Linked DNA regions of Homo sapiens: region 1 is linked to region 2. Evidence: chromatin loops called from intact Hi-C (ENCODE). Cell type or tissue: dorsolateral prefrontal cortex. All regions are shown on one strand. Links, peaks and the distances in the headings refer to the core of each region. The heading gives the core; the rest is flanking DNA. Region 1 overlaps CNTNAP2 (contactin associated protein 2). Region 2 has its middle 100 kb from the start of C7orf33.

Region 1 (2,910 bases), core at 139-2,638, 100 kb after region 2:
ATCCTTTCATTTGAGCCCTGTGCTTTCAAATTACATGTCTTCCCACTCAAAGAAGTGGGACTAAATCCACAGAGTTTTGCAAGCTTAAAGGCACCTCTTAAAGATCTGGAAGCCACCAGTATTATTCATATAAATACAGAGCCAGGAGACGGATCTCTATATTGCTTTAGGTAAATCTCTTCTTAAATTAAAACACAGATTATGTTACAGCAAGTCATTAAGAGTCATAAGAGGCAAAAGTGAGACAGTGAATTGATCAAATCACCCACAGTCATGGCGCAGACATCAGTTTAGGCAAGTCATCATTTAACCTAATTGAAGAGTTAATACTTCCTACATTCTTTACCTTCAACTTATTTATTTCTGGCCCTGAGTATTTCAGATGTGCTAAGTGCTGCCCTGAGAACTCCGTACTCACAACGTTCCTTTGCCCTTTCTTAATCCTCCAATGACATTACCAGTGAGGTTCTGTTATTAAATCCATTCCATAGTCCCAAGAGACTGAGGTTTAAAGAAATGAAGCAACCTGCCTGAGGTTGCTGAAGACTTTACCTGAATCCAGGTGATCCAGGTGCCAGGGGTCGGTGGCGGACGACATGGGGGAGAGGGTCAGCGGCGAGGCCCCGCAGTTGGACTCCACCAGCTCGCCCTGGATGTGGACGTGAGCCGAGGCGTTTGTCTGCCTCAAGGCGGCCTTGAGAGGGGCGATCTGGTTGAACTGGACTCTGGAGAGGCAACCAGTGAATCCTGGGGTGTTGTATTTGTGAATCTCTTGGTCAATTTTCCCTGTTTCTAAAAGAAAAAAAGAAATGAAAATGTTACTTGACTCACCATAGTCCAGCTGTACAACATACCTGTCTTTGAATGCTTGTGTCCAAAGCTTACATTTAGGTTTCAGTTTAAGATGTTACATTGTTTTGGATGAAATATTAATGGGTCGATAAGATTTAGGGCTGCATACTTGACTTTAAAGGAACCTTGTGTTAACAGAAAATACGGTAGGGTGAAAATAAGACTATATGTGATAAAATACATTTCTCAGTACCTTCTGGCTACTTCAGACGCTGCCGAAACTCACAACAGTGACTTGGTTCTGATTGATTTTTCTCCTTATCTTTTCTGATGCTTCCCTGACCCTCTTAACAAATTGAACAAAGCAGCCCTGCTCTGCCCTCCTGGCAAAATATGGTTCTGTTTTAGATCTCTTACTTATTTTCTTCTTCAGAATTCTTTAAAAAAAAAAAAAAAAAAAGAACAAGAATTCTAGTAGCCTGTACGTGAACATCTCCTTTCTTCAAAATCCAATCCCCTTGGAATTCTGAGATTTACAGAATCCCCGGCTAGTGTCTGATGGAGGTTTTGGCAGTCAGGAAACTTTCCCAACCCAATCAATCACAAACAACACATGCCTTGGTGAATCTCACCATCTCCCCACTACCTGTAGGCTCAACATCTTCCCAAACTAACTCAGCTCAGAGGTGAGACTGAGTAGAGGCATTTCCAAGGTAACAAGTGCAATGTACCCACACGTTGTTATACCAGTTAAATCAATGGCCCTCTGTTCCAAGTTTTAGAAACTAACAGAAACAAATGTTGAAAGAGTCCTTAAATGCTTAAGAGCCCTTAGCTAGTGGGCCAGGCGGACTGACCTCAGAGCCTTTTAACCACTACTGGGAACTGTGTGAGAAAGATAATTCCAGCGGCAGCACTGCGATTGCTCTGAGCAAGTGCCGCATCAACCCCTCATGTCCCTGCCGACTCCCTGGGCTCACACAAAGATTCTTTTGCCCCGGCGCTGAGGCAGGGTGCTGTGGGGGACATGGATAAAGTGCCTTGTTCTTCTCCAGCATCTCTCTACGCTTGCTTGCCCTTTGCTGAAGCCGTTCTGTTATCTATTGTGAACCAGTGTTAGTTTTGTCTCCTCTTTTAGAGCTGGGTAGAAAACTTGTGACTCCCGCTCCATTTCATAGGGTCCCTGACAGTTTTCGCAACTTTGAGGAGGGCAGGTTTCCCTATGACACCACAGAAAATCAATTGTTTCAAAGCCGTATCTGTCTGCGGGGTCTCAATTTAACATGGAGTCTACACTTCTTAAAGAGCTGTCTTCCCCTTGGTATCTCCTTCTGAGGTGGCCTCAAGGGAGAGAGCCTGGGGCACGGGGTTCCGATGGTGGAACAGGGAGAGAAACCACGGGTGGCAGCAGAGGCTCCCGGGCCCAGGCCTGTGGGGCTGTGAGCATTGGCAGAAGCGTCCACTGAGCAGCCAGAAGCTGGGGCTGGATGGCAGGAATGAGCCCTGGCAAATGGCCTGCTCTCACTTTTCCATTCTCTTTGGGCCTCTTTCACTCTCTTCTTTAGCTTTCTCCTTTCTGTGCCTTCTCCCTATTGGGGAAAATTCCCAGTGTTTCAACTGTTGTTTCTTTCCTGTAAGGCAGCAGGGTCACAAAAAGGAGGATTCTGATGCCCTGGAGAACAGAACCAGTACTTCCAAAACCGGAGTGTGTTCCACATCTAGTTGATGTGCCTCTTTCCTAGAGACCCTTGGCTGGGACCAATTCCCCTGGGGGGGGGCCAATGTGCAGTAAGTAGATGCTCTGGAGTTTGCAGGACCTGATGGTTCCAACTCAGGGCCATGTGATAATAATATTGATACAATGGTAGAGAAAGGTGGCAGAGAAAATCTAGGCAGAAAGGGGCGGGTCCCTGTCAAACCCTCACCCTCAAGCCAGAAACTGCAGCCCAAAGTGAGAACTTACATCCCTGTTTTCCAGCTCAAATGTTGCCTTTTCCAAAACCACCCATGGGCCTGCCCCCTGACATCCTGTGCCTATAAAAACCCCATACTCAGCTGGCAGAGAGAAGAGAAGCAGCTGGACGTTGGTGACTATGGTTAGACATTGGAGAGAAGCAG
Region 2 (2,910 bases), core at 205-2,704:
GCAAACAAATTGATAATTTATATAAGATATATTCTAGCCATCTACCTTGACAAATATACCTTCAAAATGGCCTGAAATACAAGGTTTGAATTTAGAATTTGTAGGTTCCTTGGAGTTCTGTAATGGAACATGCTGGCGTGGGGAGAACGGACCCCAGGCACTGACCCGGGGCCTGACCGCCTCCTCTTCCCACCCCCAGCTTTGTCTCTCACTGGGAGGGGGCTTGTGCGCATGCGTGTTGGCACCTCAGCCTGCACACTGAAGCTTCTAGGGCTGACCACACTTTCCCTTCCCATAAACCTTCACGCCTTGCTACCCTTTGGGTGATATGCTCAGGTCCTGGAAGCTGGCTTAGGACTGCTTGGGCAGGGAATTCCAGAGTTCCAGGAAGCTGGAGTGTGATCTAGGGGGATTGGTGAGGCATGGGCATGTTCCCTGATCTCTTCCTACTCCTTGCCTGGTGGGGAGATGACACCCGCGGCAGGGTGGGAAGGGAGGGGCTCTCCAAAGCGCAAGGCTAGGGAAAGGCCCCACTTCTGCAGCTTGAAAGTCAGTATGGTGGCCAGGCGCGGTGGCTCACCCCTGTAATGCCAGCACTTTGGGAGGCCGAGGTGGGCGGATCACAAGGTCAGGAGATTGAGACCATCCTGGCTAAGACGGTGAAATCCCGTCTCTACTAAAAATACAAAAAATTAGCTAGGCGTGGTGGCGGGTGCCTGTAGTCCCAGCTACTTGGGAGGCTGAGGCTGGAGAATGACGTGCACCCGGGAGGCGGAGCTTGCATTGAGCGGAGATGGCGCCACTGCACTCCAGCCTGGGCGACAGACTGAGACTCTGTCTCAAAAAAAAAAAAAAAAAAAAAAAAAAAAAGTCAGTATGGGCAGGAAGTCCTGGCTCTAAGCATATGATCAATTTCCGAGTTGCTTTCCAGAAAGATTAGACCAGTTTACCTGCCCATTTATTGAAGGGCTCCAGGTATCAAGAGAGTTTCCAGTGGTCTACTAGACACGTGACCTTGGGCAAGTTAAGCATCCTCTTCAGGACTCAGTTTCCCCATCTGTAAAACAACTTCTTTCTAGCTCTAACCTTCTCTGGCTCTCTGAAACCAAGCCCTGTGCTTTAGCCGTTCATGGCCTGAGTTTCTTAAACCTCCTTTAGTGTGTGGATGGGGGTCCCCCAGTGCTCTTATCCAAACACATATAGGTGCACACCATGGCTTGTCAGAATAACTTTCTACCAGACCAGGAGCTGGCACCCGGAACTACGCAGGTTTTCTTCCAGCTTCGGCAATCCATAACAATTTAAGAAAAACAGAGGCAGTTTGCTTGCAACAAGGGCAACTTTGCGTCCTCCTTTTAATTTTTCCTCTCCTTTAGCCATCTGTAATGAATATACGGCTATAAAACAAGGCAGTCACACCCTCTCTGGTTCCAGGAGCACTAAATCCTTAGCGCCTCTGTGGTTATCTAGAAGATTTTATTGCATTTCACTGCAAAGAGCTGCCCCATGTTTATCCTTTGCTTCACCTACCATTTTTATAACATAAAGGAGAGATTTATGTTCAAATCCGGGAACATTTTTAGCTGACTTGGAGCTACATATGTAGTGCTTTGTAAAGAAAGACTTTTAGTTTCCTGAAGATGGCACTGTAATTTTACTTCTGTTCACACATTTCATCACATATGGAAATTTACATTCTGCCTAGTATGTGTGCACAGAGATTCATTAAAGTGAAAAATATCTGATAATAACTGTGCACCAACAGAAATGCATATCATGGAGATGTAAAATTTATTATAAAAAATGTAGAAAGGGAACTCATGATCAAAAGTGAAAGTTAATGGCTTTGGCTTATAAGATGTTGTTTTTTGACACCCTCTTCCTAAAGGACACAGAGATGGATTCTGTAGAGATAAACTAAAGTTAAAATTAATCAAGTGATCAGAAAATAACCTAAGGAAACCCATTTTGCTATGTTTTCAGTTCTCTTGTCTGCCACCTTAATATCATTTAGGCAAAGTCTGAATCAAATAAGTGATTTAATCAATGAGTATTTACGGTGTATTAATTCTCAGACATAGTGACTGAAATCTCAGTTGAACCTGAATGTCCTGATAATCTCTGCCCAGGAAGAGTGGGTGACTCTTCCCAAAAGGACCACATCCTACCTCTCCAAAGACTCATATGACAACCCAAAGATCTGCCAGCCTGCCTTCAGACTTTGGTGGAGTTGTGATACTTAGGCTGCAAATTCCAGGGACAGAACTGACCCCTGTTCCAGTGGAAAACAGAGTGGCTGGTGGCTTTGAGCAGCTGGGTGCTTTGGAGCCTGCCCTCAACTCTCTCACGCCAGGTGCGGTGGGAGCCTGCCAGAGCCCAGCCTCCATCCTCCACCAAAAAAGACCTCATGCCTGTGAAAGAAAGTGCCCTTTCCCAGTAATTTTCAAACTTATCTAGGTGACAGAACAACTTGCAAGTTTTGAGCTCCTTGGACAGGGGAGAAGAACATCATCATACCAATATATTAAAACTAATGTAATTAGAGGAGTTTGTGCTTAAATGAGATAATATCTTGTCCTACATTGCAAAATAGAGAATGCAATGGTTATTTTCTGTGTCAATTTGACTGGGCTAAGGAATGCCCAGAGAGCCAGTAAAATACTGCTTCTGGGTGTGTCTGTGAGGGTGTTTCTGGAAGAGATCAGTGTTTGAATTGGTAGGCTGAGTACAGAAGGTCAACTCTTACCAATGCAGGTGGGCACCATTCTATCCACCGAGGGCCTAACTAGAACAAAAAGCGGAGGGGGAGTGCACTTTCTCCCTGCTGAGCTGAGACGTTCATTTTCTCCTTCCCTTAGACATCCCCACTCCTGGTTGCTGGGCCTGCAAACTCCTTCAAAACTTAGACCA

What was found. Hi-C counts contacts between places; a loop is a spot of excess contacts. Peaks named below come from ENCODE experiments on the same cell type or tissue, not always from the same donor. Only the 100,000 strongest peaks of a DNase experiment are listed, where the experiment ranks them.
Region 1: a loop joins it to region 2, with 8 times the contacts of the local background. A loop is called at or near these places in 2 of 110 quality-filtered maps.

Annotation. Positions count from the first base shown.
Region 1 is chr7:148,381,531-148,384,440 of GRCh38, reverse strand. It overlaps CNTNAP2 (contactin associated protein 2), which reads right to left. Exons shown (of 24, transcript NM_014141.6): 22 at 553-792. It also overlaps a transcript of LOC105375554 not described here. Among named protein-coding and RNA genes, the nearest start is that of C7orf33, 210 kb to the left of the region's middle. RefSeq lists enhancers at 135-636, 637-1,138. In dorsolateral prefrontal cortex, for the core only: no CTCF peak of the experiment used is centred there; no DNase peak of the experiment used is centred there; H3K27ac peaks cover 2,038 bases.
Region 2 is chr7:148,484,459-148,487,368 of GRCh38, reverse strand. No RefSeq gene overlaps it. Among named protein-coding and RNA genes, the nearest start is that of C7orf33, 100 kb to the left of the region's middle. In dorsolateral prefrontal cortex, for the core only: a CTCF peak has its summit at 1,654 (motif pointing right); no DNase peak of the experiment used is centred there.